Regions from separate parts of the Homo sapiens genome. Here region 1 is linked to region 2. The links are chromatin loops, found by intact Hi-C in ENCODE. Cell type or tissue: sigmoid colon. All regions are shown on one strand. Links, peaks and the distances in the headings refer to the core of each region. The heading gives the core; the rest is flanking DNA. Region 1 has its middle 63 kb from the start of PTP4A1. Region 2 holds the start of PHF3 (PHD finger protein 3).

What was found. Peaks named below come from ENCODE experiments on the same cell type or tissue, not always from the same donor. Only the 100,000 strongest peaks of a DNase experiment are listed, where the experiment ranks them.
Region 1: it touches region 2 in a loop (5-fold over the local background); 3 of 110 quality-filtered maps call a loop at or near these places.

The regions. Positions count from the first base shown.
Region 1 is chr6:63,501,523-63,518,141 of GRCh38, reverse strand. It overlaps a transcript of LGSN not described here and a transcript of PTP4A1 not described here. Among named protein-coding and RNA genes, the nearest start is that of PTP4A1, 63 kb to the left of the region's middle. RefSeq lists an enhancer at 13,325-13,464. In sigmoid colon, for the core only: no CTCF peak of the experiment used is centred there; DNase peaks (open chromatin) are centred at 7,851 and 8,301; H3K27ac peaks cover 240 bases.
Region 2 is chr6:63,627,819-63,644,437 of GRCh38, reverse strand. PHF3 (PHD finger protein 3) reads right to left here and starts at 8,636. Exons shown (of 16, transcript NM_001370348.2): 1 at 8,288-8,636. RefSeq lists silencers at 7,862-8,041, 8,482-8,841 and enhancers at 8,059-8,879, 9,411-9,948. In sigmoid colon, for the core only: no CTCF peak of the experiment used is centred there; DNase peaks (open chromatin) are centred at 7,577, 8,257 and 8,677; H3K4me3 peaks cover 3,066 bases; H3K27ac peaks cover 1,760 bases.

The DNA of each region.
Region 1 (16,619 bases), core at 3,817-11,816, 120 kb after region 2:
CACTGTGTTGCCCAGGCTGGAGTGCGATATGGTACTATCTGGGCTCACAGCAACCTCCGCCTCCCGGGTTTAAGCAATTCTCTTGCCTTAGCTTCCTGAGTAGCTGGGATTACAGGCGCCTGCCACCACACCTGGCTAATTTTGTATTTTTAGTAGAGATGGGGTTTCACCATGCTGGCCAGGCTCGTCTTGAACTCCTGACCTCAGGTGATCCACTTGCCTGGACTCCCAAAGTGTTGGGATTGCAGGCGTGAGCCACCAAGCTTGGCCCTACTGAGATTTTATGTGTCAATGGATTCTTTTAAAAACTATTGGGTTGCGCTAGTAGAGACATTTTTGACATGATTTTGGACATAGTCTGTGTTTGGAAGCAGAGGAAGGCTGCTCCTTAATTTTTAATTCTCCATCAGTGTCTGTGATACATATTGTGGAATTATAGATCATTATTGACAATTTCTGATATAAAAGTCATATATATGTGTGTGTATGTGATTGTGTGTGTGCATGTGTGTGTGTGTTGATAGATAGTGAAGGTCCTTGTTTTGAGTTTTTAGAGTGTATTTCCCTTTACAAAATTGTTTCTTTTGTTCATAGTGCTATTGTTGTTAATTGAGGTTATCATCAGGAGATCTTTCACCATTTAAATGGTTTCACTTTACGGGGCATCATGTGTGCATACCTTTATTTTCCATTTTAAATTTCTTTTTAAAATTCAGAGTCCTTCAGACTAAGAACATTAGGCAACACTTGGTGTAAGAAAATATGTGGTTACCATGGGGATTAGGAGCTATTCCAGGTCTGTTTGACCTCTTTTCTTTATTGCAGGTAATTTATTCTAATACATCAAAAATTGCTTCTCAGGAGAAACTCTATTCTTTGATAGGCACCCTTATAGTTCTTTAATGCCACTGGTCTGAAAGGTAAGACTTTCCAGATATATTTTATTTTTCTGAATAGTTAGACCATAATATTATCCTTGTTTAATAATAATATAATAGTAATAATAAGCATGATGTATTGCACACTTACTATGTAGCTAGCACATAATCTCATTTAATTCTTAAAACCTTTCTTTGTGGTAGTATTATTAATTAGAATTAGGTTTGGCAGACAGAGAAATAAATATCCCAAAACAATGGCTTCGGTCAATGGTTTATTTCTCTTGCCTATTCAAGAAATCCAGAAGAGTCAGTTTGGGGTTGATATGATACGGTGGCAGAGACTCAATCTCTTTCTGTCTAATACCTCTGGCACATATAGCTTCCAATTCCAAGGTCACCTCATCCACAGAGGAAACTGTTGGAGCTTCTGCCTTCATGTCCATATTCTAGCTGTAGGAAGAAGGAAGAGGAAGTCCTACCCCTTTCTTTAAGAATACTTCCCAGAAGTAGCACATGCCATTGCCACATATATCCCAAAACTCAGATGGCCACACCTAGTTGTAAAAGAGATTTTTTTCCACTCACCTGTGTGTCCTGCTAAGAACTAAGATTCTGTTGCTTTGAAAGATGAGAAGAATGAGTATTAAGAGACAGCCAGCAGTATGCCATGTTTGAGTGCCCTCATGCCCAACTTACAAATGGAAAAATTGAGTCATAAGAAGTTAAATGGACTTACTAAGAGCTCACAGCTGGTGGAGTCAAGATTCAAAGCTAGATCATTCAAACTTCAGAGCTCTCAAGCACTACTTTGAAGTGCTTCTACCGTAAAACAGTTGTTTGACTTTATTCATCTCTTCTGCTAAATTAGTCTAAAGAAAACATTTCTGGACTAAGTTGCCAGGTCAATCTGTTGAAACAATGGAATCCTTTATTTTCCCAAGCATTCTTGGCAAAGGGCACAGTACTGGTATCAACTTGTGCAATGAAGCCTTTACTTTTGCTGACCTTTTGGATAGGTGGATTCAAAAAATTTAGTGACAGGTTTAGAGAATTGCCTGGTGTACAGATTAAAGTCTTATTTTCAATCTTCTACTTGCTTAGGGTTGCAACAGGTTTTAACTTCATTAAAATATGCTTTGCTGTTCTATTGATGGTTTAGATTTTCAACAAGGTAATAAAGGGACACAGTTTTCAATAGAGCCAATAAGAATAAATAAAAATAAATGATTTACTGTAGGAAAAATCCAGTAAATTATGATCATTTTTCTACTGAAAATTTTTCAAGATAAATGATAGCACATCTTAGAATAAATCAGACTATGTTACTTCTAAGTTATTTGGAAAGTATTACATTTAGATGGTTAACTTGTAATTCTTTAATATCTTACTTGTGTAAAAATCTAAATCATATAACACATTATGAACTAGGCCTCCCTTCCTTTCCCTTTCCTTTCTTCCTTCCATTTCACAAAGCCTAATTTGTTGTTCTTTTCCTTAGGTTCGTTTTTGTTTAGATTCTTCTCTCTTCCTAGCTCACAAGGGTTTTTAATCATTCTCATGCCTGACTAGCTCTTTGCTTTCTAGCACCGAGGGAGAAAATGAGAATATGAATTAATAAATCAATAAAAAAGTAAATACCATGCTTTATACATGTCAACTCAAGATTGCTATGTTGCTTACAATTTTCAACATTTTAAATAACTTCTGTAAATTTATCAATATTTTTTAGAGGCCAGGTGGGGTGGCTCACGCCTATAATCTCAGCACTTTGGGAGGCTGAGGCAGGCAGGTCTCCTGAGGTCAGAAGTTTGAGACCAATCTGGCCAACATGGTGAAACCCCATCCCTACTAAAAATACAAAATTAGTTGGACATGGTGGTGGGTGCCTGTAATCCCAGCTACACGGGAAGCTGAGGCAGGAGAATTGCTTGAGCCTGGGAGGCGGAGGTTGCAGTGAGCTGAGATCTCACCATTGCACGCTAGCCTGGGTGACAAAGCGAAATTCTGTCTCAAAACAAACAAACAAACAAACAAACAAACAAAAAAACTTTTTAGAAAGGTGATTAAGATAAATGATATATATCAGTTGCTCAAGCCAGGCATGGTGATGCTTGCCTGTAGTCCTGGCTACTCAGGAGGCTGAGGCAGGAGGATGGTTTGAGGGCAGGAGTTCAAGGTTGCAGTAAGCTATGATCATGCCACTGTACTCCAGCCTTGGTGACAGAGTAATACCTTGTCTCAAAAAACAAACAAGCAAGGCTCGGCACAGTGGCTCATGCCTGTAATTCTAGCACTTTGGGAGGTCAAGGTAGGAGGTACCCTTTCATCCAGGAGTTTGAGACCAGCCTGGGCAACATGGTGAGACCCTGTCACTACATAAAATAAAAAAAAAATTAGCTTGGTGTGGTGCCTGGTGCCTGGGGTCCCAGCTACTAGGAAGGCTGAAGTGGGAGGATCACTGGAGCCCAGGAGGTTGAGGCTGTAGTGAGCTGTGATTGCACCACTGTACTCTAGGTGACTGAGCAAGACCCAGACAAACAAACAAACAAAAAGCACTTGTTCAACAGAAGTTCTTTACTTAACAAACCACAACAACACTGGGGACATAGAGTGGTTAATGACAAGGTTTAATGATTTGAGGGTTTGCTTAGAAGTCAATAGACATTTCATTGTTGTGACAACTTACAGAAAAGTCACTTCCAAATGAAAAAATATATGATAAAACGTCAAAGAGGGCTGGGTGCGGTGGCTCATGCCCGTAATTCCAGCACTTCGGGAGGCCGAGGTGGGCGGACACTTGGGGTCAGGAGTTCAAGACCAGCCTGACCAACATGGTGAAACCCCATCTCCACTAAAAATACAAAAATTAGCTTGGCATGGTGGTGCATGGCTGTAGTCCCAGCTGTTCAGGGATCTGAGGCAGGAGGATCACTTGAACCCGGGAGGCAGAGGTTGCAGTGAGCCGAGATTGTGCCACTGTATTCCAGCCTGAGTGACAAAGTGAGTCTGTGTTTCAAAACAAAACAAAACAAAAAAAAGCCAAAGGGAACAGTGATCACAGAACAGATCAAGGGTCAGAGCACAACAGAGATTTCTACTTATTTGTAGTGTGCCTTTGGTTCTTTGCAAACATTGAGCAAGAACAGGACCAGGGACCAAATGATGTGGGCAGAAGAACACAGATTATTAGTCTTTAACAGATTTTTCGCTAATTATTTTATATATTATTCATTTGTATTTATATAAGTAATATCTTAATACATATTCCTTATGAAAAATTCTAAAGCCACATTGGAATAAAGGCAAAATGTCTGTTTTCCAGTGTTTTTTTTTTTTTTTTTTTTTTTTTTGAGATGAAGTCTCGCTCTGTTGCCCAGGCTGGAGTGCAATGGTAGGATCTCAGCTCACGGACACCTCTGCCTCCTAGGTTTAAGCAATTCTCCTGCCTCAGCCCCGCGAGCAGCTGGGATTACAGGCACCCGCCTCCACACCCAGCTAATTTTTGTATTTTTAGTAGAGACGGGGTTTCACCATCTTGGTCAGGCTGGTCTCCAATTCCTGACCTCAGATGATCCACCTGCCTTGGCCTCTCAAAGTGCTGGGATTACAGGTGTGAGCTACCACACCTGGCCAATTGCTTTTCTAGTTGAATGTGCAAAAACAACATTAAGAACCACTACAAATTCCTCACACATAATTTTAAAACTAGAGTATGAAAAGTACTCCTAATTTATTATTACTTTTCCAAGAAGTGGCCAGAGAATTAATTCCAGGAAAAGGGGACTACGGCAAACATTGTAATTGGGTAACCATTATCCATGGCTCCCCTTATAAAAAAAAAAATCCCCATTTTATCTGGGGCAGCAGTGTGTGTGGCTCCATAACACTTTGTTGGATAATTACCTTCCTAGACTCCTTTGCTTTTGAGAAGACCAGTGTGGCACACAATCCTGCCAATGAGATTTCATGGCAATCTGCATAGGAGGCTTCTGGAGGTTTTTAAATCTTTGCAAAAGGGACAATAATAAGAAAAAAGTGTCCTTTACCATTTCTTTCTCGTTTGAAAGTAGATGAGGTATTTAGAACTATGACAGCTATGGAACAATGAAGTGAAAAGAATAAAGACAAAAGTCAGCACGTTAAGGACCCAGAGAAGAAAGAACCTGGACTCTTGGTTATATTTCAGAGGAGATGGACTAGGGATTGCCTCCCTCTAAATTTCTCTGGGCAAACACTGAATGTCCCTATGGTTTGGCCACTTTTAATTTCCTATTCTGTCAGTTGCTGCTGAAAGCATTCCCAATACAAATACGTATCTGTCTTGTTCTCTGCTTTAGTACGGAGAACAGTGCCCAACGTGTAATAAGTGATCAAAGAATGTTTGCTGAAAGAATAGAGTGAGTGGATTTTAGATCAGATTCTAAGCATCATACCAAAACTTGTGGGTAGTAAAGTTGTTGTATTTATTTTACACTGAATTTTTAGTTTGAGTATAATTTCCCTGAAACTATTTGCCTTACACTGCTTTTTCCATACTAACAAAATCTCAGATATGTTTATCCTTCAACATGTTATCTGAGGGAAGATAGACCCCTCTGCAGTCTCATAAAAGCCTATCTTAATTGATCTAAGCTAATCATGGTAGTCTCATACCCTTTGCACAATGAATGACTTATGCCTGGGTATGAGAGGCAACTGTGGCCAACGGAGCTAATTCTGTGGGGACTTCAGGAAAAATATTCCCCATTAAATAAAAAGTGGGGCATGGAAGATAATGATTCTAGGTCTTCATGTGATGTCAAGATATGCCCCAGCCACTTTGCAGCAATGAAGGATAAGGCTTGAGGACTAAGCCACCACGCAAAGAATGAGAGCATGAGGCTGGCTCCATGGCTCATGCCTGTAATCCCAGCACTTTGGGAGGCCGAGGCAGGTAGATCACTTAAGGCCAGGAGTTCCAGACCAGCCTGGTCAACATGGCAAAACCCTGCCTCTAATAAAAATACAAAAACTAGCTGGCAGCTGTGGCACATGCCTGTAATCCCAGCTACTCGGGAGGCTGAGGCAGGAGAATCGCTTGAACCCAGGAGGCAGAGGTTGCGGTGAGCCGAGATCACACCACTGCACTCCAGCCTGGGCAACAGAGCAAGACTTTGTCTCAAAAAGAAAAAAAAAAAGAACATGGAGCGAAGGAAAGAACTTGAGTCCTTAATGACGACTGAGCCAGTCCAGGAGCAGAACTACCTCCATACTTCTTGCCATATAGTAAAATAAGTATCCTTACAGTTTCACCACTTTTAATTTTTTCAATCTGCATCTGCTTGCTAGGGAATTATTAATTTTTTTAATTACTTGCAGCCAAGAACATCATAAATAGTATGTGGATTTAAACTGTCTTTCAAATGTGTACACATAAGTAGTAACAAATCCCAATGTGTATTTTTCATCATCTTCAGATTTGGAGAGTCATTTTCTCAGTAAGAAGCATAAGAAAAATTACACAGTAAAAATATTTTCCAATTTTGATTCTGAGGGACAATTCAAAACCATAAAATAATAAGCTCTGTTTCAGAAAAAATTTTAATACGTTAGATTTGGGGGTCTATAATCCAAAACATCTAGGTAAACTATAAACTGTCAAAATTTTAAAAATGCCCAGGTAATGATTTCAAATTCTCAAAGCTACATTTTAAGAATTCACTTGAGGCTGGGTGCGGTGGCTCATGCCTGTAATCCCAGCACTTTGGGAGGCCAAGGTGGGTGGATCACCTGAGGTCAGGAGTTCAAGACCAGCCTAACCAGCATGGTGAAACCCTGTCTCTACTAATGAAGTACAAAAATTAGCTGGGCGTGGTGGTGCATGCCTGTAATCCCAGCTACTCCGGAGGCTGAGGCAGAAGAATCGCTTGAACATAGGAGGCGGAGGTTTCAGTGAGCTGAGATTGCACCACTGCACTTCAGCCTGGGCTACAAGAGTGAAACTCCATCTCAAAAAAAAAAAAAAAAAAAAAAAAGAAATCTATTTACTTGTATAAGCTTGACCTAGAGTAGGGATCAGGATTTGTAGGGCTTCCATTGGGCTCATCTTATCATCTTATAGATATAGCGTGTTGCAGGAAGAGGTGGGAATGTAGAACCAGGCACTTGTGTTAAGTGCCCTGATTGTTACTCCTAGAGTAATAGGTGCCATGAGCATAGCACCATTGATCTCCTTATTCTACCAAGCACATTTTATTGCCATCATTAGCTTATCTGTCTAGCTGCTCCTCTAAATAATTCGCATCTTGACCGGGAGCGGTGGCTCATGCCTGTAATTCCAGCACTTTGAGAGGCAGAGGCAGGATGATCACCTGAGGTCAAGAGTTTAAGACCAGCCCTGGCCAACATAGTGAAATCCTGTCTCCACTGAAAATACAAAAATTAGCCAGGTATGGTGACATGCGCCTGTTGTCCCAGCTACTCAGGAGGCTGAGGCAGGAGAATCACTTGAATCCAGGAGGCAGAGGTTACAGTGAGCCGAGATTGTGTCACTGCACTCCAGCCTGGGTGACAGAGCGAGACTCTGTCTCAACAAAAAAAAAAAAAAAAAAAAAAAAAAAATTCGCTTCTTGAAGGAAGAGAACATGTTTTGCTTATTTCTGTATTCCTGACACTGAAGATGGTGCCTGGCACATAATAGATATTGAACGAAAGTGGGGAGAAGAGATTAACTCTGGGGGAATAGAATAAGGGGAAAAAAATCTAAATATTAAATACTGAGGAGTTATGACTTGAAGTGTTTAAAAAACTAAAAAAAAAAAAAAAAAAAGAAAGGTAGTCAAACCATAGAAAGATTAAGTGGTAACTAGAACTTACAAGGGTTAGTTTAACTTTTATGTTTTTTTTCCTTCTCCCTGGGAAAGTACCTTTGGGATCATGTGGTGTTTGTGCAAATCGCTTGGGTCTACACAGCACAGAGTGGGGCTAAAGTGCAGATGAGGTGGAACTAAGAAACAGCCTGTCCAAACAAGCATGATTTAGAGCAGTTGCCTCATATACTGGACCACTTTTTTAGTACTGAAGGCGGCAATGACATACTTTATGGCAGTCACAAGCTGCTTTTAGTATGTTAAATGAATGAATACAGGCAGTTCTTCTGGAAACTCAAGGGTTTGTTGTTGTTTCTTTCTATCTTTAAAAAATTCAAAAATAAACTTGCCCCAATATTAATTTTAACCGAAGCTTTATTAGATGGTTACATTTATAAATTTACACTTCATTTGTGATAGTCCTTAATTATAATTATCACATACTCATGTTTTGAAAAGTTAGTGAAACTTTCCCTAAAGAGCAGGGCTTTCTGTTCTACCTCCATACAAGGCACTATCAGTGTGGGAGGAAGGGCAAAACACTGTGCTAAACCTGGCCCCATCCCAGGTCTGCGACTAACCCGGGGCCTTGGCCAAGTCAGCTAGCCTATCTACTGTTTAGTTTCTGCATTTGTAAAACAGAGGCATGTGTGAAGACAATCTCTTATGATTTCCCCTAGCTCTAAAATTTTACTGTTATAACGTATTAAATGCCTATGTTTATAGGAACTGAAACGGTTAAGGTTTAATATTTACTCTATAAGCTAGGTTTATCACTTCATCCTTTATAACGAAATTTTCATCTTACACATTATTATATCATACATTTAAGAAACTATGGCAGCTATATAAAATAATACAAAAACTAAAAGGTATAATTAATATTTGATATATTTATTTTAATGTCGATTTCTACAAATATACAACATGCGCACACCTAATTGAGATTATACTGCATAGAGAGCTTTGTATCCTCGATTTCATTGAATTTTGTATTGTGAACATTTTCCCATTTTATTAAAAAAAATCCTTAAAAAATAGTATTTTTGGCCAGGCGTGGTGGCTCATGCCTGTAATCCTAGCACTTTGAGAGGCCAAGGCAGGCGGATCACCTGAGGTCAGGAGTTCGAGACCAGCCTGGCCAACATGGTGAAACCCTGTCTCTACTAAAACTGCAAAAATTAGCCAGAAGTGGTGGTGTGCGCCTGTAATCCCAGCTACTCAGGAGGCTGAACCTCAAGAATCGCTTGAACCTAGGGGGTGGAGGTTGCAGTGAGCTGAGATCGTGCCAGTGTACTCCAGCCTGGGCAACAGAGCGAGACTGACTCAAAAAAAAAAAGAAAATTTTTTTCCTTTATTACAAAATTTTATATTGTTAAATATAATATGAATACAAATAAACTATATAAATAATTATTATAAGGTGAACACCTGTAACTATCACCTCACTCAGTCACCCCAGAAATACTCTTTTTTTTTTTTTTTTCTTTTTTGAGACAGAGTTTTGCTCTTGTTGCCCAGGCTGGAGTGCAATGGCCCAATCTCGGCTCACTGCAACCTCCACCTCCTGGGTTCAAGCGATTCTCCTGCCTCAGCCTCCTGAGTAGCTGGGATTACAGGCATGCACCACCACGCCCGCCTAATTTTTTTGTTTTTTTAGTAGAGGCAGGATTTCGCCAAGTTGGTCAGGCTGGTCTCGAACTCCTGACCTCACATGATCCACCTGCCTCGGCCTCCCAAAATGCTGGGATTATAGGCGTGAGCCACCGTGCCCAGCCAGAAATACTCTTATAACATAACCATCTCCCTCCCTACTGAAGTGAATTACCCTAATGACTTTTAATCATTTATTTTTCTTTATAGTTTTGCTATGGTGTGTGCATCCCTATACATTATCATTTAGTGTTTCCTAAGAGTATAATTTTTAATGTATGTTTATTATTCTACTATATAAAGATACATAAATTCATACAACTTTTTAGCTTATTTTTTGGTGGTTTTAAAAAATTTTATTTTTTGGCTAGGTATCTGTTTACATAATGCAAAATTTTAAATGTTCAAAAGGGAAGGCAATCAAAAGTCTTACTACTACTTTGTTCTTCAGCCATCTGGCTATCTCTATAACCAGTTTTTAGGAAGTTGTTTTTGAGGAAAATGAGCCTAAGAATGGTATTGATATTTTTTCAGCTTTAATGTCCTAAACTAACCTCCTAAGTAGGTACAAAAATATAATTCTTAGAAAAGCATTCAAAAAGTTGATTTTTCTTTTATATGAAGTTGGCATAATTTCTGGAGTAAGATATGTGATTTTACTCTTGAACTAGTTAAATGTGTAACATTGAACAGTTAACCATGAATTGGTTGTGAAATAACCAAAGAAGGAAAATTAGGATCCAACTAGGTATAAATAGTGTGGTGGTATTTTACTTTGCTTGACTATGGAGCTGAGAGACCCAAGTTGCTTTTTTTTGTCTCTTGGGCATGATGGAAAACTCAACAGTTTCTTATGTTTTTGCTCTAGTAGATCAATAATGTCATGAAGATAACATGTTATACAAAAATGCATAATTCAGTTTGCATTAATGACAGAACTACCATCAACCTGTCTGAACAGTATACCATTTTTATGAAGCAGGGTTCTTTGGCTGTAAGAAACAAAAACAGGCTCTGCTTAACCTAAATAAAGGAAATTTACTGGGATAATTCAGGTACTCATTGTTTGGCAGAAAGGATGAAGAATCAGGCTTTGAAATGAACAGAGCCAATACAACTTATGAGGTCCAGGAACTGCTGATAACAAGAATGGTCTCATATGAAAACTGGCTTTGGATATTTTACTGGATTCTAATAGAAACTGTTCCTGATTGTGGAACACCAGGTGACTATGCAACTAGATCTACTCATCAGGATGTTATCAGATACAGTAAGTGATAAGTTTGGATGGGTGTATCATTAGACTTATGATATAAATGAAACATATGCATCCAGCTTGACCATATTCAAAAGGTATGAATGAATTATATGCACATGTATCTCAAACTTTCAGGTCATCTGTCTCTGTAGCACCAATAACCCTCCCTTAACTCACACTTGGGCCTCATGAAGGGAGGGGAGTAAGTGCCCCCTTCTGACTAAGTGATGGAATAAGAAATAACTTGGCCCAGTTTACACATGAATTCTCACAGTACATTAGCGATAGTGGAAAGTAAATTGCCACCACATTATAGTTCCACTCAAGGACGGAGGGACAGTTGTGAAAAGAAATCCTCTCTCCAGGCAGGCAATGTTATGAGTAGTGCGAATGGTCATTCACTTGGTATGGAGAGAGAAATGTACTTTGTATAGATACATGGGGACCCTGGGGAAGGTGGGAATGTCTTGGCTGGTTTGTCGGGGTAAGGCATCCTCATATTGGCTCTCCCATCTTCCCTTCCTCATTCTTCTACTCCCTCACTCCTGCTTCCCTGGGATTGCAGGGATACTAGTAAGATAGTGTCACGTGAACTTTTGTCTCAGGCTCTGTTTTGAGGGAAATCAACTTCTCTGAGATGTTCAGTGAGATATTTGTGGGCAAACCAGACTCCCTAACCAAATTACACATGCTTTACCAGAGCAACAATATATGTTCAGTGGTAGCTCAAGCTGTTTTTATGACCATTTTTCTTATTTTGGGAAGAAAATGAAGAGAAGCTTGTTCAAATTATTTTTGATAACTTTCATGTATGCCCGTTCTCTTAAAATCCTTCTACTAGGTTAACCATTTATAAAATAACTGGGTTAGCAATCAGAGATAGAAACCTGTTTGTGAACAGAATGAATAAGGAAATTGTGTCATCAACAAAACAAGAAGAGCTGGGCACAGTGGCTCATGCCTGTAATCCCAGCACTTTGGGAGGCCAAGGAGGGTGGATCACGAGGTCAGGAGTTCGAGACCAGCCTGGCCAACACAGTGAAACCTCGTCTCTGCTAAAAACACAAAAAATTAGCCGGGCGTGGTGGTGGGCACCTGTAATCCCAGCTACTTGGGAGGCTGAGGCAGGAGAATCACTTGAACCTGGGAGGTGGAGGTTGCAGAGATCCGAGATCCCACCATTGCACTCCAGCCTGGGTGACAGTGCGAGACTTGTCTCAAACAACAACAACAACAACAACAACAACACCACCACCACCAACAACAACAAGAAGAACTTATCTCCTTTCCATGAGAAAAATCAATATGTAATCAAAATTTTTATTTTATTTAAAACTACCCAAAAGATTGAATTTGACTTTTTCTAGATACCATTCACTATGTCAAAAACCTAAGCAAAGAATGTAAATAACTTTCAAAGTATTTCTTCCACTCTACTCCTGATGAGTCTAAAGTTAAACAACTGAAAACTGCCTCCCTCAGTTTAACATTTGGCACATCTCTTTTTAAGGACTTCGAAGATACCCTGTGTCCCATTACAAATAAAATATGACGGCTGGGCGCAGTGGCTCATGCCTGTAATCCCAGCACTTTGGGAGGATGAGGTGGACGGTCAGGAGTTTGAGACCAGACTGGCCACTATGGTGAAACCCTGTCTTGACTAAAAATACAAAAATTAGCCGGGCGTGGTGGTGCACACCTATAGTCCCAGCTACTTGGGAGGTTGAGGCAGAAGAATTGCTTGAACTCGGAAGGAAGAGGTTGCAGTGAGCCGAGACTGTGCCATTGCACTTTGGCCTGGGCGACAGAGCGAAACAAAAAACAAAACAAAACAAAACAAAACAAAACAAAAAAGAATGCCAGAATTTCTTTCTTTCTTTCTTTCTTTCTTTCTTTCTTTCTTTCTTTCTTTCTTTCTTTCTTTCTTTCTTTCTTTTTTTTTTTTTTTGACAGATTCTTGCTCTGTCCTGCTCTTGGCTCACTGCAACCTCCACCTCCTGGGTTCAAGAAATTTTCCTGCCTCATCCTCCCGAGTAGCTGGGACTACAGGTATGTGCCGCCACACCTGGCTAATTTTTGTATTTTTAGTAGAGACGGGGTTTCACTATGTTGACCAGGCTGGCCTTGAACTCCTGACCTCAAGGTGATCCACCCACCTCAGCCTCCCAAAGTGCTGGGATTACAGATGTGAGACACTACGCCCGGCTTTACTTTAGAATTTCTTAACTAAAGAGATGAGGAAAAGCATATAATTCCTTGGCTTCACTTTATAATGCTTGATAGAAAATGGGGGTGGATGAGGAGATATCAATAACGTTAAAAAAAAAAAAAGCAAGTTACTAACAGGAATGAGGAAGCAGAGGGAAGGTCAAAATGTAGGATGAGGTGGGCTTTCTAGCCAATATAGGACAATAAAGAAGAAAAGGAATGCCATGGTCATGGTGATAACCTTACCAGTTCCTGGTGTAGATGAGAAATGAAGCATAGCTAATCTACTAATTTTAGGTGACACCATCATGCCTTTCACTATGACTCAAAAGAATGTGTGACAAACCACTTTCTCATCAGGCCAGCTGATGGTATTGCCACTCAGAAATGGGGAGAAAATTCTTAAAGAACCACTAAGAGCTTTTCACTACTCTGAACTCTCAGCTTGAATAAAATCCACTTAGTCCTTTCTGTATTTCAGTGACTGCAATTATCAAGCATTGATAAGGAGCTTCTTGGGTTTTCAGAATGGTCATAAAAAATGATTTTCAGCTGAGTGTGGTGGCTCACACCTGTAATCCCAGCACTTTGGGACACCGAGGTGGGTGGATCACATGAGGACAGGAATTTGAGATCAGCCTCAGCAACGTGGCAAAACCCTGTCTCTATTAAAAATTCAAAAAATTAGACGGGCATGGTGGTGCACGCCTGTAATCCCAGCTACTCGGGAGGCTGAGGCACAAGAATCACTTGAGGCTGGGTGCAGTGGCTCACGCCTGTAATCCCAGCACTTTGGGAGGCCAAGGCTGGTGGATCACTAGGTCAGGAGTTCGAGACCAGCCTGGCTAACACTGTGAAATCCTGTCTCTACTAAAATACAAAAAATTAGCTGGGCGTGGTGGTGGGCACCTGTAGTCTCAGTTACTCGGGAGGCTGAGGCAGGAGAATGGTGTGAACGTGGGAGGCGGAGCTTGCAGTGAGCCGAGATTGCACCACTGCACTCCAGCCTGGGCAACAGAGCGAGACTCTGTCTCAAAAAAAAAAAAAAAGAATCGCTTGAACCAGGGAGGAAGAGGCTTCAGTGAGCCGAGATCGCCACTGCACTCCAGCCTGAGTGACAAGAACAAAACTCTGTTTCAAAAAAAAAGATTTTTATTTTATTAAATATGGGTTGAAAATAGGTGAGGTATTTATAAAAAAAATGGTTAAGGATGGTGTATTGAGCATCTTTAATGTGTGACTGTTCAGCATTCATTTCTCTTTCCTAATAACATCACATTTCTTTTAGAGGGAATTATAATTTTATTATTATTGTTGTTACTATTTGCATATAAATTTTTATATATTTGTCATTGTTGTTGTTGTTTTGGTTTTTTTGAGACAGGGTCTCACTCTGGTTGTCCAGGCTGGAGTGCAGTGGGGTGATCTTGGCTCACTGCAGCCTTGACCCCTCAGGCTCTGGTGATTCTCCCACCTCAGCCTCCTGAGTAGCTGAGACTAGAGGCAGGTGCCACTGTCCCCGGCTAATTTTTTGTATTTTTAGTAGAGGCGGGGTTTCACCATGTTGCCCAGGCTGGTCTCAAACTCCTGGGCTCAAGCAATCCACCAGCCTCGCCCTCCCAGAGTGCTGGGATTACAGGCATGAGCCGCTGTGCCTGGCCTTGTTACCATTTTGGATTCAGCCTGGTGGACTTTTACTCAGCAGACCTATACTTTCTTAGCCCAAGTCTGAATATATGGTTGAAACCAGGCCAATCAGACACCTACTCTCTGGAATTTAAATCTTGGGTAGAGGATTAAAGAGAGGATTAATCTATTCCGGGGCGAGTCCTGGATTTTGTCAACGTGAAGCCATTCTTGTGATCTCCAGATCCTGGACCACTGCGAATACCTTGGATCAGCACATTTCAAAGTCTGGTTCTCTAGCCTTACTTCCAGGCGATGAAGTCTGATATATTTCAGTAAGTTTCCTTTCCATAAATGAACTAGAGCCTCTTTCTGTTGTCTGTATCTATAGAACTCTGACTCATTCATAAGTTATATCTTACAAATTAGGCAGTTTAAAGAAAAATGGACTTTATAGCTACAAGGTAAACAGTATGAGACCATAGCTAGAAGTAATGTCATAGTTGATTATTTAAACATTTTTTTAAAGCCTGCAGAAAAAAATTTACTCATGATGAATACAATAATTTTATAGAGAAGAAAAGTGGAAACTGGAAAAAAGAAGATAACATTGAACAAAAAAATTAGAAAATATATTTTTGAGAATTTTCTTATGGCAAAAAATATAAATTAGGTGATAGGTATTTAAAAAAATATCTGACATCGATTGATTAATTAATTCATAGATTCTTACTGATGAGCATAGAGCATAGATCGTCTTCTAGCTGGAATTATTTTCTAATTACTACTTGCTCCTTATTATTCAGATCTCACAACTTTTCTGGCTAAGTCTGTAGTATTGCATGCAGAGGGATGAAATTTCAAAGCTACGAAACTTGATTTGACTTGAATCCTCCCAGAAGTGAGAATTGTACAGAGAGCTTAGTCAGATGAGATTTAATAGGATCCAAATTTCAGGATTTACTCGTTTTTCTCTTTTAGAAGGTTCAGCAACATTGATGACTTTTATGTGGGAAGAGTATCTTGATAAATCATATTAAAGAAAAAGTGAAGACCTAATTGCTTGTCACATTCCATCTGTATCATTATCCTGAACGATCATCAGGTATAACCCTCTATCAACAGACTTAATATATTATATTAACTTTCTTTTTAATGCACTTTTTTGGTGGTGAAAATGAAGGCTCATTTTTTTCCCTACCATTTTTTCCCTGTTCATTCTCACAGAAATTATGTAAAATAGAATGAGTCATAGTATATCAGGTATCTTAACCTTTATTACAGAAGCACTTTGAGAATTATTGCCCTAGCAGGTAAGCAGTTGGCATAAGGAAAAGACTGAATGGATTATGATGTGGTGATTATCCTAGACTTCACCCTCTGCTTTTTCTCAGAAGAGACAACACTTCTCTAATAGATAGTTAACTCAATCTAAGGAGAAAAGGTTCTGAAGTATTTCCAAAGTATTTCCTCTTATCTTGAGGTGGTTAAGGCTCCCTCTGAATCTGATGTCTGTGTGATTATGAATTTGCAACCCAAACTGTACTCATCATAGAAAACTTACACTGGGCCAGGCACAGGGACTCATGCCTGTAATCCCAACATTTTGGGAGGCCAAAGTGGGAAAATCACTTGAGCCCAGGAGTTCAAGACCAGCCTGGGCAACACAGCAAGACCCTGTCTTCTATACAAAACTGAAAAGAAAATAGCTGGATGTGGTGGTGTGTGCCTATAGTCCCAGTGACTTGGGAGGCTGAGGTGGGAGGATTGCTTAAACTGGGAGTTTGAGGATGCAGTTACCTGTGATCGTGCCACTGCACTCTAGCCTGGGCAACAGAATGAGACCCCATCTCTATAAAAGAAAGAACATTTACAGTAATGTTCTGTTAGTGATCTAATTCTACATATAGCCCTAGGATCTTCTTAAAAGATCCAAGAACAGCAGGATCTCCCTTAAGAAGCATTTTCTTGAAAAATATGGTCATGTCACTACTTTGTTATATTTGTTAGGAGTGCTTTTAGCTGCAAATAATGGAAAAAATCCAACAATTACTTAAACAACAAGCGCTTTTTTTTTTTCACATTAGACAGCAGCTGGTTTCAGGGCTGTTGTCTAATGACTCCGTAAGTTCATCAAGGATGCAG
Region 2 (16,619 bases), core at 5,117-13,116:
AACACCAATACTTACGCCCAATATGTTTTTAGGTTCCAAAAAAAAATTTAGTATATTAAATTCTGGTAATTAAAAATAATTTATGAAAATATTCACTAAATGTTTACAAAATTAAGTAGAACTACCAATGAATTCATTTATCTGAACATACTGGAATCCAATACAGCAAACCAAAGCCACCTCCTCTTCAGAGAGTTGCATCCCAATTAGTAATCTTTTTTCTCAGATCAATCAAAAAGAAAAAAGGCAGTTTCAGCCCTAGAAACAAATGGCTAACCTTCCTTCAAAAAACGGTATACTGAATCTACTGAAAAAGTAAATGCACTTGTTACCATAGCAACATGAGGCCAGCAAATTCTGCAAACTTCCTATGAGGTCTTCCTGTTGTACCAACTATATGCTGTGAGCTTTCAAGTGATGGGAACATTCACAACATTCAGAAGTTATGGTCACAAAGCTCAAGATCCCATAGCTATACTGAAGACCAGGCCATTCTAACTAGTCATCTAAAGGAGCAATTTTTTTTGTTTTCAATAATACTGCTATTAGTGAAACCATCCTAAAACTCCTTTACTGAAAGTGGCTTCAGAGCCTGTAATATATTTCTTGAAGATCGATTTTTTTTAAATAAAGCATATTGTAAATAAAATGGGTCAAGTTTTCCAGTACTGTTTTTAAGTCAAAACTATTATGACTTATGAAGTATGCTTCCCCAGATTTAAACAGGCATTATCCGGAAAAAGGTTTCCACAGTCACAAGTGGAGATAGACTGAAGTTATGTTTCTTTAACAATACCGTTTATTTATTCATCAAATGTTTACTAAGCAGCTACCATTGTGTGAGACATGTTTAGTAAGCTAATGAAAATGGGAATCTTCTAAGAACATAGTAATAAAGCGTATCACATTTGTGAGTCCAAAGAAGACAATTTCCACAGGACAAATCACAATCCTAGTGTTTCATGGGACACGTTTTAAGGAAAATTGTTATAAATGAGTCAGAATAATTTTTCTTACGTGGTTCCAACTGGCTCTGGAGATAATTCCAAAGAGAAAATGCCAAAAATGAACAGCATGTAGCCATCCAAAAGAACTCCCTTGAAAGTAACATTTACTGGAGGTATAATTCATTTTTAAAAATCAGTTTCAGATACAAAGTGATCAGTCTCAAAAATAAAATAGCTCTAATGCTAAACAGGCAAACAAATTAGCCAAATGTAGAAATATTTACTCACTTGTAATGGATACACTAATCTATTAAACACAATGTGGTACCCTGGATTAGATCATGGAACAGAAAAGGGACAGTAGCAAAAAAAAACCGGTAAAATCAGAATAAAGTCTGTAATTTACCATTATCATTGGTAATACACCAATAATAATAATCTCTGTTCTGATAAAGGCACTAGCTTTATGTCAGATGTTAATAATCAGGGAAACTAGATAAGAGTATATACAAACACTACACACCCTTTGCAACTTTTCTATAAATATAAAATTATTACAAAATAAAGTCTTAAAAAAACTAATCTAAGAATATTCTGGGATACCTAGTAATGTGGCTAACAGATAATCAGATCTAATTAAGGGGGAAAATTAGGAGCCAATTTAGTATCTTTGTTAATTAAACAAATTGTCTAATTTAAACAAATTCCTGTTTCTTACACTAAAATTTTACTTAAATGCTTTCCTATATTTGGCATTCTAAATTTAATAAAACATAGGAAGCCCATCTACTGGCATTCTAAATAATTAAAACATAATAAGCCTATATAGGGTGTATTTTAAATGGCTGATGATACGTGTATATCCAATTAAATCCGTATTGGTAATTTGGGAATATACATGTTAAAGTCAGAAATTGTTTCTGGGTAAATTCATTTTTACAGACAACAGAATATATGCAGCTAAGTATATAAGTGAATAATCTGCATAATTCAAAATTATTCATTTACTCATACATGTGTTAAGCATCTACTACAAAGCATTTTAAGTCTAGTGAAATGAACCCATCTGAAAGTCGAAAAACTCACAATTCAAAATGACATAAACATATAAGCAAATACAACACATATAAACATCACAACAAAATGCTAAATGCCGTATTGAAGGGCTTCACAGAGGAAGGTGAAACTCTGGAAGCTAACAAAGGCTAGGCAGGTGATGATGTGTAAGCTGGATCCTAATGGTCCAGAGGATATTCTAGGCAAAGGGAACAGCATGTCTTAATTATGAATGGCTGAGTTTGGTCCTGATGGACCATTTATAAAGACTCAGAATACAACTAAAAATAATTGGTACTAATTTGTCAAATAAAATTTAATCTGAGTCCGAAGATATTTCCTGCTTTAAAATATGTTTCATCTGTAATTCTCAGAGAATTATACTGAAGTCAGGTTTAGTTTATACTAACAAAATAGCCTAATTGCTTTTCAAGTGTTTCAAGTATTAATAGAACGCAAAAAGATGAGATTTAGAAAGTGTCAACAGCAAAAAAAAATTTCACTTTAGGCCGGGCGCCATGGCTCACACCTGTAATCCCAGCACTTTGGGAGGACGAGGCGGGCAGATCACCTGAGGTTAGGAGTTCGAGACCAGCCTGACCAATATGACGAAACCCCGTCTCTACTAAAAACAAAAAAGATTAGCTGAGTGTGGTGGTGCATGCCTGTAATCCGAGGCTGAGGTGGGAGAATAGCTTGAACCTGGGAAGCAGAGGTTGCAGTGAGCCAAGATCACACCATTGCACTCCAGCCTGGAAGACAAAAACAAAACTCCGTCTCGAAAAAAAAAAATTACACTTTACAAAAACTCACTTTAAAACACCTTCAAAGTAAACCTATGAATTCTATCCTATTATTTCCTAAAACACACACACACACACACACACACACACACACACACACACATACACACCTAACAATAAATCACTAAAGCTATCAAAGGCCAAAGAGGTTATATACTAAGATGAAGTTGTCTCTCACGTAGTCTACATTTGTGTCTGTGGGTGTGTGTGTAGGGGGGTGGTGTGAGGGGAGCAAAAATTTATCAGGAGACTAATATCGCTCAAGAAAAGTTATACAAGGCAATAGTGATGGTGGTGGTGATGGGGGATTGGTCTATGTATGATAGTAAGTGAAGGCCTCACAGCGTAACATTTGAACCAAAATCTCAAGTGAGGTAGTGATCAATGCATAAATGCCAAAGAGCAATCCAGACAAAGACCCAGAAGTACAAAGGTCTTAAAAGTGGAGCACACTTGATGCCTTCAGCCCCCATACCATCGTTTAAAATAAGCAATTTCATCAGGCATGCTTACCAAAAACAAATTCCTAATAGGCAGTAGCAGTAGAAGAACAAACTACCACCAGTAATGATAAAACAAAACTTCTTGTGCTCAAACTTCAAGACAGGCATTGTTCTACATGCTTTGTATCTATAATTCTCAATCAGAGGTGAGTATGCCCATGCAGAGAACATTTGCCATGTCTAGAGACATTTTTGGCCATCACAACTGGAAAGGGTACTATTTGCATCTAGTAAACATACTATAATGCACTAGGACAGCCCCACACACACACAAAAAATTATCCAGCCAAAAATGTCAACAGTCAAGTTTAAGAAATTCTGCTCTACATTTTTTAATTCATTTAATCCTCAAAACAACCTTATATTATTATCCTGATTATATAAAAATTGAAATAAAATGAAATTAGGATCAAAGAGTTTAAATAATTTGCCATAGTAGGTGATGGAACTAAAAGTTGTTTGGTTTTGTTTGTTTGTTTGTTTAAGCTATCTCCTACAGGAAGAACAGAGCTAAAATCTGAACCCAGAAAATTTCATTTAAGAGTCAATGTGCTTACAACTGCCCTATGTGTTTGTAAGGTTAAACTCACTGGATATTTACTGTGTGCAAGGCATTGTGCTAAACAAATTAAATGCATCATGCCATTTAATCCTCACAACCAAACCATTAGGCAGGTACTATCATCCCCAATTTACAAGAGAGGGGCTAAAGTTTAGCAAAGTTACACCCAATATTACAAAATAAATAAGTGACAGAGCCAGGACTCAGATCCACTCTGCATTACACTAAGGTCAGTTCTTAACTACTATGATATAACAACACTAAAGATGAATCATGGGTTATCCATCCTTCGAGGACAGAGTCAAAAATTAATAAGTGGTTAGGCCATGTGGTATGACACAATACTACAAAGTATCATTCTACAAAGCAATTCAACCTAGTCATCTACTCTACACCCCCACTTCAAATCTGGTTCAGTTTCGTTAGTTAGAATCTATTGGCAAGACATCATTATAGAAAGCAAGGATCATAACTTTTCTAAATGTATCTGGTAAAAAGAAGATATCAAAGTGTCTGCTGCACAAAGACAACTAAGACCAAAGCAGACCTAAGTCCCTAGGAAAGGATCTGAAGATGTTGAAACTGGCAAACACAGAATTACAGTAGCCAACAGTAACAAGAAAGAGTTAACTTCAAAGTTTACAACTATATTGGCATTATATCATAACTGACATTATAAGCATTAGGAATTTGAATAAACCACCAAAGTAGTGGACCTAGCTCATCATTAAAACTATGGCCTAGGGAGTAACAACCCAAGCTAACGTGTAATTGGCACACACTATATGCCAGGCCCTGTGTATCGTATGCATTATCTCATTAGTTCCTCACAGCGACCCTATAAGGTAGGTGCAATTATTAGTCCTTTCTCTTTAGAGCAAACTGAGACCTAGATAATTACATAATTTGCCCAAGGTCACATACCCAATATTCCTACATTTGAACCCATTCAGTGTGATTCCTGAGCCTACACTTTTACACTCTATAATGCACTCTACACATTAATTTTTATGCTTTTAATATATCATTAATGAAATCTTAAAAAATGCTAGAAACAAAAGTGACTCATCCTTCTTCCAAAATAAAACAGGAATATGCACTTAGCCACCCTCTACACATTTAAAAAAAAACAAAATGTAAGCCTCAATGCATATGAACATCATTGGAGGAAAAGCAATTTATCAGCTACAAACTTTTCCATTTATTTTCAGTCTAAAACTTTATGCTTTCATGTGCCCAGCTCATGCAAATTACAAACGAATTAAAATGTTAAAGTTCAGCCTTTCTGTATAATCTACCACGCTCTTCGAAACTGTCTAATAAAGTTAGATTATGCCAACAGGTTAAAACTTCTGGAAATATCTTAAAATTTTTACTGAACTATTTCTCTATATCCACTCTTCACTGTATAATAGTCATAAAATTTTAAAATACCATTAAAAATGGTCTAAATTAAGCACATTATGCAGGACAATAATTGTCAAGTCCACACATATAGCAATTCCTCATAAAACTCTTGATATTTTCCCCTTTAACTCTAATACACTGATTAACATCAGATGTCAATGAATCTTGTTTCCCAGACTATAATATCTTTACTGAGAATAGAAACAGCCTCAGGGTCTCATGTATGTTTAATCACATCAATACTCTCAATATCTTTCCATGTGTAATCAAAGGGCAACAATTAAAGAATATTTTTTGACTGTGTTCTCAAAAATGCAACAGTATCATAAATGTCTAACAGTTTGCCAAGCAATTTTTATAGTTGAAAAAGTGTCTATCCTTCTGAAAAGATACTCCAGAATTCTGAGAGAGTGCTCCAAGAAGAAATAAGAGAAACAGAGCCCAAGATGTACTTTTCCAGAAAAGAAAAAAATCCAGCAGCCACTTGTCAGAAAGAATTCTTGAAATGTGGATGAATAAAAACTGTTAGAAATCAGCACCCTAAGAATCCTGAACTCCTTGACACTGTGTGGTGAAATATGTATTGGTAATACACAAACCTAAATGTTGACCAAAAAATCTCATTATCTCACTAAAAAACAGAAAAGTTATTATCTCCAGAAAAAACATATGTAAAAAGGATTTTATGAGAAATTTAAATGGATCTTAAGAAGGCAAAATGTATCAAAAAAGCAAACACCATCCCACCATGTTAAGGAAGATAAACATCATCTATTTCAGTAACTGAAACACAGAATTGTATGTATAATTTTCATTCACCAGTTTTTCCAAGTAGGCCTTATACTATGAAAAAAATCTAAGCTCTTGATTTTGCAATACTCCAAATTGCCACTTGCTGCCTCCCAACTTTTATAAGTAATACATTACATAAGTCAAAGACTGTCAACTTTCCTAGTGGATTCCAATACTCAATAAAATTTAAATTTTAATAACATAGTTTGAAATGATTAAAGACAAATTCCTTTCGATTTTTCTATCTTGAAATGTGCATCTGACCAAACCAATTTTTTACCTACATTTACATAGACCACTTCTCAGAGGTGACTTTTCTGATTATGCAACATATAAGTATACCATAAGATCAACATGATAAAGTTATCTGAAGTCTATCCCAACAAGAGAGAATGCATAATTCACGTGTATGCAAAAGCAGTAAAATAAACTATATTTTTCTATTCTTCAATAAATGAACCTATAAAAAATGTAAATAAGAGGCAAACTTTGGTCCCATCACTGGCTCATTTTTATCATTTTGACAAATTACCGAGTACAGCTATCTGAAAAAGCTTAAAATCTAAAGTTGTAATCTTTTTACATAAAAGTAGCCCGTTTCGGGACTGATTGTGTGGCTCAATCAGAGGAATCATCACTCCTAAAAGTCTGCCACTAAACTCTGCTACTATCACCAGAAAATGAAGTATGTATTGTAAAATAATAATAACAGTGATAATGACGATGATGAAGGAAAGAATCATTATGGTAATATATAGCCAGTAAACAGATGAATGAAGAGAAAAATTAGTGGGGAAAAGGTCTAAGTGATAACTAAACTTTAAAATTACTATTTAAAATAACAATAATCTTTACACAACACCTTTTTGTGCTGTGGAAGGGAGCTATAAATTCAAAAACATAAGTATGCTACAATAGAAAAGTTTCTGGTGCTTTGACTCAACATGTCGCTCTAACACAAACATACATCTTTTTCTACAAATATTTTCACAGTTCCAAACACTTCATTCAGGAATCGAAAAATGAATAATGGAGGCGTAGTTTTGTTAGGCCTTTAACAATCATTTTGTCAAAGGGAAGACAAGTTCGACCCCAAAATAGTAACTAAATACAACAACGTACTGTTTAAGTACTCCCTACAGAGTTTACTGCATTGGTTTTTAAATTTAGCTTAAAATAAGATAGTAAAGTTAGTATTTAGAGAAGCCTCAATAATCGATTATTCTTTTTAAATTAAATATCGCTACATGTAATGCAGATTAGGACTAGAATATTAAAGCAGTGTTGCCACTTAACATTAATCCATGAACATATTCTACGCGTGACTACTGGAAAGCACTAATAACCACCCCAATCTAGTCTCTAGGAATTGGCATTTAAAAGCCCAAAGATGGAAAAAGGTCACCTAACCCGGCAACACATCCTGAGGGAAAGGAGGGACACAGGACTCCGTGCGCGATATCAACATTCTCTTCCTTTCTACTCTCCGCACCGCCCCCGCCCCCCGTGTCAGGTGATCAGTTATTTAGCACCATTAACACGTACGTATCGACAAGTGGTTCATTAAATTACATGTATTATCGGAAGGCAAGAGTCTAGGCTTCTCATTTCAAACTAAGCAAAAGGAGTCCACAGTTTGAGTCCCGGGCACAAAAGCGCGCGGTAACTGGAGGATAAATGGAAGAGCAACTCTCATCTCCAAAAAGCAGCAGCAGGGAGCAGCCTAGCAGCCAGGGCCAGTCCCAGTTTCCCGAAACCAAGGCCCAAAGCTCCATGCTGGGGCTCCCTGAGAAGGAAGAGGCCCCAACGGCCGGATCCGGGGGCCTGCGAGACGGGCCTTCCAGGCAGCGCCCGCCGTGCCTCGGGCCTGCGCGCCCGCGCCTCAGCGGCGGCGGGGCGCCCTCGCAGCAGACGGCTGGGTACCAGTGGTCGGGAGAGAGGCCGTGGTCCCGACCCTCCGCCTGGCGACCGCGTCGCTGCGACTCCCTCCCCAGCCCGCGGTCCAAATGGTCCACAGGCGCCAGCGGCGCGGCCCAGGTAGGCCGAGGACGTTGCGCAAGAGGCCCGAGAGGCGATCTCTCGGCTGCGCGGGAGAAAAGCGCGGAGAGTCCGCCGCGGGAGGGGCGGAGAGGCCCGCGGAGGCGCTGTGCGTGTGGAAGGGGATGGGGGAGGGGAGGATTGCCCGTCTCCCTGGCCGCGGCCACAGCCGCAACTCACCCAGCTCCGCCAGACGAGCGCTACCACTGGCAGCAAGAGGAAGATGGTGGACGCTGCCGCCGCCGAAGAGGAGGAGGAGGGGGCCCGGTGGGTGCCGCGGAGAGGGGGTACGCGCAGGACGTCGGCGTCGCTGCCACAGCCTCTTTTCCTCCTGGGACCAAATGGCTGCTGCTGACGACACTATTCTTGGCTTCCGCGCCGCCCTCCTAATCCTCGTTGCAGCCGCCGCCGCCCTGAGCCCGAAGGTCGCTTGCCGCGTGGGGACGGTGCGACGGCGCGAGACCCCGCAGCCATCGGCGTGCGGCGGCGGCGCGGGAGCTGGAGAGGGGCCGTGTCACGTGACCCCACTGTTTACCGTTCCGGGGGCCGCGGCCTGCGTCGCTGCCGCGCCTGCGCGCTTTAGGGCCTCGAGCGCCGCGCCTCCGTGGGGCCCCGGGCTGCAGCGCTTCCCGGCGTTGCCGCGCCCCTCCCTGTCTTCGGAGGACGCGGCACCGCCTGCGGGCTTCTAGCTCACACCTCCGCGCCGCCGGGAGGGGCGAATCAGAGGAGCGCTTTTTCTCGACCGTAGTAAGCACTAAGGCTTCACAGTTAATATAATATTGATGCGCAGCTCCCCAACCCCAGGTACTTTTTATTAATTGACTGTGAGTTCAAGAATGGTAGAATAGGATGGAGTAGATGAGCCCTCTGCCCAAATATCTGTGCTGGCTCGGCACAGCAGCCTTACCATTAACTACCTCCGTTACCCTCACCCTACATGGCTGATCTACCTCAGGACTCAAATTGCTACCTCCAAGAAACATTCTTGGTATCCAGTAAGCAGTCTTCAGAATGTGGTCCCAGGTTTCCCTGAGGGGTCGCCAAGACCTTTCAGTAGAGCCTCCATTCCTTTGCCAGGAGCATGTGTCTAAGGCCAAATTTTCTTCCCACCCTTCAACCAAAACAGCATATAGCAGCTGATTCAATGCAGAAACAGATAAGAGAATCCAGCCATCTTCTATTAAGCCAGACATTGAGGAAATCTGCAGAAATTTTAGATATCACCCTTTTATTAATTTGGAAAATATGCTTTTCATAAATACATTATTTGTGGTAACAAATATTGTGTAGAGGTCCAGAGACAAAAAAAGTTTGAGACCCACTGGTCTGCTTCCACAGACACTTGAGCTAACCCCTATCTCAGCCCTTAATAAGCGCTGTGAAGTAATTGTTGCTTGTCAGTCACTCCAACCAAAAGGAGCTACTTAGGGACAGGGTTTGTGGCTTTTATCTACAGGGACTATTACAGTATTCAGCCAGTACCTGCTGAGCACCTTACTGTGTGGTCTGCACTGTTCTAAAACCTTTACAGTACTTGTTGATTTAAGCTTTAGACCAACCGCAGCCCACATTGTAAGATTAGTGCAGGGTGGAAGAATAAGTCACAGGCATGTGGTGAAGATCTGTTCTTTCCTCTCTCTAGTCTTCTGATATTTTAAGCACTCTTAATAGCAAATGCTCTTCTACAAAGGAAGTTTGGGTTGTCCTGATTCCACTGGATTCTTAAGAGTTTCACCCCCTGTCTTGACTAATCAATCCCTCAAGACTTTGTTTTACAATCTTTTTGTAATGTGTTTTTGAGAAAGGAAAATAGAAATGAGTAATTTTTTTTTTTAATTCTCACTTGGGATGTCTGGGATGAATTATAAAAACAAGCCTAATGTTATTCTTACTCTTCTGGTGGATCTCAGTGTGACGTTTTAAAAGGGCGTTCAGAAAAAGTAAAATTATTGTTATAAACAAAATCCAACCCCGAAGGAATTCAACAGAGTAGAACTTGATGACGGAGACCACTAGCTGGAAAATCCCTTAGAAGGGCTGAGGAAAACTTACCTTCTCAGAGAAGTTTTAATAAATTTAAGATAAAACAAAATGGAGATTAAAAGAAAATGTAAGAATCATAAGACTGTCACATTTACAAAGCAAAGATTTCTGATCCTTAAAAAGTCAACAAGCTTGCCATAGGCATGATGTTTTGATTCTGTTATTTTGAACCAGCCAAGTGCCCAGATTCACATTTGTCCACTAATGGTCTTTGCTTTTTGCTTCCAGATGTAAACACGAACTGTTTATCTTATACCCAATTCATAGAAAGGTTAGTAGAAGAAAGAACCAGCATAATAATACTGGCAACAGCTATAACTGCACACAGGACTTATTGGAAGATCAGATTGTATCAGTAACATTGAAAACTCCAAATTAACTTGGGAAAATTAAATTTGGTAGGAAAACAAGACAGAGTAATTGATAATGACTAAAACTGACAGTGTATTTGTATTTAACTAAAAAATTATCAAAGAAGGAAAAGTGATAAAATTTGGATCTTGCAAAACATTGACCCAAGAAAACTGAGCCTGGCAGAGATTAAGACCATGGAAGACAGTAAACAATGTAGACACAAAAGTCAATTTTGATATGAAAAATGCTTGTCATCACTGAAACATTGGTCCCTACAGTAATCAGTAAACTAAATATGGAAAAAAAAAATTGGAAGAATTAACCCCTATGAGCAGAAAGTCAATAAAAATATTAAATTTATTTAATGAAGTTTTTTCTGGCAAACACTTTGTAGACATGTACTTTCGTGTTAATTTAGAATAGATTTAAATGTTTGTATGCTTAAACACAGAATCAAAACAGTGGGGTCAAAAGATCTCAAACTCAGCCGGGTGCGGTGGCTCACGCCTGTAATCCCAGCACTTTGAGAGGCCAAGGCGGGTGGATCACCTGAGGTCAGGAGTTTGAGACCAGCCTGGCCAACATAGTGAAACGCCGTCTCTACTAAAAATACAAAAATTAGCCAGGCATGGTGGCAGTCCCATGTAATCCTAGCTACTCTGGAGGCTGAGGCAGGAGAATGGCTTGAACCTGGGAGGTGGAGGTTGCAGTGACCCGAGATGGCACCACTGCATTCCAGCCCGGGCATCAGAGTGACAGAGACAAAAAACAAAATAACTCAAACTCATTTTACCGAGATCATCATTGAACTTGGAGGCTTAAGTTACAACACTTTTTCTTACATCGTGGGCTTGCTGCCTTCCACACATTTTTTTTCCTAGTTTCTCCGGAAAGATGGCCCATAGCTACTCAGGCTTTCAGCAGTAAACAGTGGGTGAAAAGAAGTGCAAGCCCCACCGGGAGGTTAAAATTTCCATAGCTTACCTCTGTTCAGGGGGTGGTGCCTAGGAAGGCTGGGTCAAACAATAAAATAAAGCTTTTCCGTGCATCAGGACTGCACAAGCTATAAAGCACCTTTGTAAACTTCAGCAACGTTAAGGCACAGGAAAAGAGCAGAGAGAGACCTGAGGCATCAGATTTTTAACTAACTCTGTGATTAACCGTCTTTGTGACCTTATCTCTCTAAGCTCCTCTGCATTACTCTCCCTGCCAACACACTTCATTTGCTCATTTGTTTATTCATTTATTCCGTTATGCACCCCAATAGGTTTCAGAAATAAATGGTATTGTTCCTGCCCTCAAAGAACTCAGAAGAGTGGCAGTAGATAATTAGGATTCAGCCTGGTGTGACAGCAGTTGATGCAAAAGACCCATATTCGTGTTTTATCTGGCCTGGAGTGGGTATGGGGGCATTTCTGACAAAAGGGATGTCCTCAAGGTCAAAGAAGTACCAGAGAGCTTGGTGTGTTTCAGGAACTACAAATGATTCATTATCTGAATTGAACATGTTGCAGCCATGAAAATAATCAAAATTCTTTTAACAAAGAAACTATCTGTGATGTTGTCCCTCAGTGACAATATTACCTCCCTACTTGAAATCTTTTCATAGTTCTCCAAAATATAAAGAATAAAATCCAGGGGGGGCGCGGTGGCTCACGCCTGTGATCCCAGCACTTTGGGAGGCTGAGGCAGGTAGATCACCTGAGGTCAAGAGTTTGAGACCAGCCTGGCCAACATGGGAAAACCTTGTCTCTACTAAAAATACAAAACTTAGCCAAGCATGGTGGTGCGTGCCTGTGATCCCAGCTACTCAGGAGGCTGAGACAGGAGAATTGCTTGAACCCAGGAGGTGGCGGTTGCAGTGAGCCAAGATCACACCACTGCACTCCAGCCTTGGTGACAAAGTGAGACTCCATCTCGAAAAATAAAAATAAAAATAAAATCCAAACTTCTTAATGTAATCAAGGCCCTTTAGGATTGGTCCTTGCCAACTCTTCAGTCTCTTCTCTCCCTGTTTCCTGCTTTTTAACTTATGATACAACAATACCTAATTACTTACTGTTTTCTACACACATCCACACAATGTCCCTCAACCTAAAGTTTTTGCTCATGCTGCTCCTTCTGACAGGAATGCCCCCTCCCAAATGACCCCAAAAGCCTCATAATTCCTCCTCTCACTTTATCTGAATTGTTCCTGCATCCCTTAAAGATGCAGTTCAATGCACCATCACACTTAATGGTGGAAAGATAGACGCATCTCCACTCAAACCAGGGTTACACAAGGCTGCCACTATCACCACCATTATTCAATATTTGCCAATACTAAAAGGCAAGAAAAGAAATAGTAGCTATAAAAAAAGAAAGGACACAAAAGACCATTATTTGCATATAATAAAAACTGCCTAACAGAGAATCAACAAAACAACTGCTAGCAGTAAAGAGTTGCCTTGGTACTATTTAAAAATCAGTGAAAAAAATAATGGCTTTCCCATAAACAGCAATCATCAGTAGAGTACAGTAGGGAAAATAAATTCCAACAAAAATATAAAACATTTAAGCAGCATAACAGGAAAAAAATGTGTGTTTTTTATATGTACACAAAAGGAAAGCTATACATATAAAGAAACAACCCAGAATAGCCAAAACAATATTGAAAAAGAAGTGGAAAGGTGGAGGACACACACTTCCTGATTTCAACACTTATAATGAAGTAACAGTAATCAAGACAGTGTGGTACTGGCATAAAGATAGACATATACATCAATGGAATAGAATTGAAAGTTTAGAAATAAAACCATGTGTCTATTTTCAAAAGACTTTTGACAAGAGTGCCAAGAATACAATGGGGAAAGAATAGTCTTTTCAACACATGGTCCTGGGAACCACTGATCAGCCACCTACAAAAGAATGGAGTGGAACCCCCACCTCAAACCACGTACAAAAATTACCTCAAAATGAATCTACCAGACTTCAGTTACAACAAAGAGGTGAAGGGCACCTGATATGGGATAGTGAAATACAACTTTTATCTGACTAAAGACTGGTTTCCCAGTTGCTAGAGCAATCATTTGTACTCTGAGCACATTCAGAATTAGAATCACAAGATACGATTGAAAGCAAGTTTATGTTGCATGCTCCTAGGCCCAGAAAGTAGAGAAGCAAAAGGAAGGGTCTTTAGTTTAAAAACACAGCAAATGTTATAGCTCTCCCTACTCCAGGCAGAAGACTAAAGGTTAAGTGTCCCCTGAAGTTTGTGGTTTCCCAAGATGCTGCATCAACCAGTCCAAAGGTGGAGAAGCAACTTGAACTGCAAGCACAGTAAATTGGAGCAAGAGCAGAATGCATGTCCATTAGGCAAGGCTGCCTTTGGAATGAGGGTTAGGGGACCTGCTTCTTATGGGGCTAAATAGAACCATGCCTTTTCTCAAAAGGGACCATGCTAGCATTCCTGAGCTAGGTGCCCACTCATAAGCCTTTCAGATTATTTCACTAAAAGCCAATAACTTGTTTGTAATTTGTGTTTAAATTCCAACTATAACAGAAGAAAAAAGTTGTAAAATCTTGTGTACAACTTAATGTCTACAGAGAGAGAAAGCCTCAAGAAAATGTAAAATTTGCTTGGAGGGTCCAGGCTCTACAAGGACATTTTTTTCAGGAAGTCCCGCCAATACAAATATGTAGAAAACTTGGTTGATCACAAATTGGAATTCAGAAGACATATTGGAAAGATTGGAAGGGAGGGCCAGAAATGAGGATTTCCTCAAACTAGAGGAGGTGCTGGGAGTTGAAAAGGTGAAATTGTGTGATAGCAGACAACCAGGGAAGTCATATGATAAGAACATTCTAGAAGAAGAAAAGGCTAATTCCAAGATACTATAGTAGTAACACATTTGGGAGGTTCTAGAAGCAGAAAGAAGGCTAGTCTGACTGGAGTATAGGGTGCAAGACAGAAAGATGAGAGATTAGCAAGAACAAGGCAAGATGTTTAGAATCTACTGTAAATAAAATGAGAAGCTGTGGGAGTGTTAAAAGCAAAAAGTGACATCTGATTTTTTTGGTAACAGTTGTTATTAAGATATAATTCACATACCATATAATTTGCCCATTTAAAGTGTACCACTCAATGATTTTTTGGTACTTTTTTAGTATATTTAGTGCATTTAGCACAGAATTGTACAACCATCACCACAGTCAATTTTAGATCATTTTCATAGTGCCAAAAATATTCCATACCTTTTGGTCGTTACCACCCATGCTTTATTCCCTCACCAGCCCTAGGCAACCACTAATATGTCATTAATTGTCTCTGGATTTGTCTATTCTGGACACTTCTTACAAATGGAATCATATAACGTGGTCTCTTGTGACTGACTTCTTTTACTTAGCTTTAATGTGTTCAAGGTTTGTTCATGTTATAGCGAGCATCAGTACTGCACTTCTTTTTATTACCAATAATATTTTATTGTATGGGTATACCACAATTTTAATCCACTGACATTGATGGACATTTGGGTTGTTCCTACTTTTTGGCCTTTATGAATAATGCGACATAAACATATACAAGCTTCTGTGTGGACATACACTTTCACTTCTCTTGTGGTTATACTTAGAAATGAAATTTCTGGGTCTTATGACAGCTTTATGTCTAGCAATTTTTTTTTTTTTTTTTGAGACAGAGTCTTGCTCTGTCACCTAAGCTGGAGTGTAGTGGCACAATCTCAGTTCACTGCAAACTCCGCCTCCTGGGTTCAAGCAATTCTCGTGCCTCAGCCCCCCAAGTAGCTGGGATTACAGGTGTGCACCACCATGCCTGGATAATTTTTGTATTTTTAGTAGAGATGGGGTCTCACCATGTTGGCCTCGCTGGTCTGGCCACCTGGAACTCCTGGCATCAAGCAATCCACCTGCCTCAGCCTCCCAAAGTGCTGGGAATATAGGCGTGAGCAACCATGCCTGGCCTATGTTTAACAGTTTTAAGAATTGCCAAACTGTCTTTCAAAGCAGCTGTACCATTTTACATTCCTAAACAGTAATGTATACAGGTTCTAATTTCTCCACTTCCTCTCCAACACTTGTTATTATCTGACTCTTTGATTATTTATATCTCATTAGGTGTGAAGTAGTATCCCATTGTATGATTTTCAATAAACCTACTCATATTTTCTGTTTTCTCTTGAGTCTAATTAGTTGTTATAGTTTCCTAGGAAATTGTTCATAATGTCTACATTTTCCTATTTAGTAGCACAAACTTTTTATTTTTATTATTCTCTTACTTTTTCAGGTCCTTTGTATTTATTTATAGCTTTATCAACATTTTTTTCCTCATTTTTCTAAGGTTCTGCTTTCTACAATTTTGTTTGAATAATTTTACCAAAGGTTTGTCTATTTTGTTATCATTTTAAATCATTTTCAGCTTTGTTAATCCACTCTACTACATCTTTGTTTTCTATTCTTTGATTTGTCTTACACATTGCTCAAACTACTTTAAGGAAAATGAATTTCAGCCAAACAAGAGTGAACAATTATGGTTGAATGCCTATAAAAGCGAAAATAACAGATATTCCATTGTAGAAATCCAAGAGGCTGAGAAAAATAGTGTTGCATGGACCAGTGTGGTAATAATAGGATTGAAGGAGATTTAAACACAGCCAGACTATCTTTTGTAAGTAGAACTGGCAAGGTATACTAATGGATTAGATGCGGGACTAAGGAGAAAGAAGTTAAGAAGTTCAAGATTTGGCATCTAAGTAACAGGATGAAAGATGGTATTATTTGCTGGATTTGGAGAAGATTGGTGTGGGAGCAGATTAGGGTGCAGGGGTACAATGATTCTGTGGTAGGCATTTCACAAATTTTATGTTGGAAATATCTGTGAGATATCCAAGTGAGACTTTAAAATGAATAGTTGGATATAAAAGCTTAGAATTCAGGAGTGATGGTAGAGCTGAAGTTATGAATTTTTCAAGCAGTCAGCATACACTAGATGATACTTAAAGCCACAGGACTAGATTAGATTACCTGAGGAGTAAATGTAGACAGAAGGATAAAAGGAGCTGAGATGGATCTGTGGAGCATGGCAACGTGTAGAGGTTGAGAGGAGGATGTAGCAGAAATC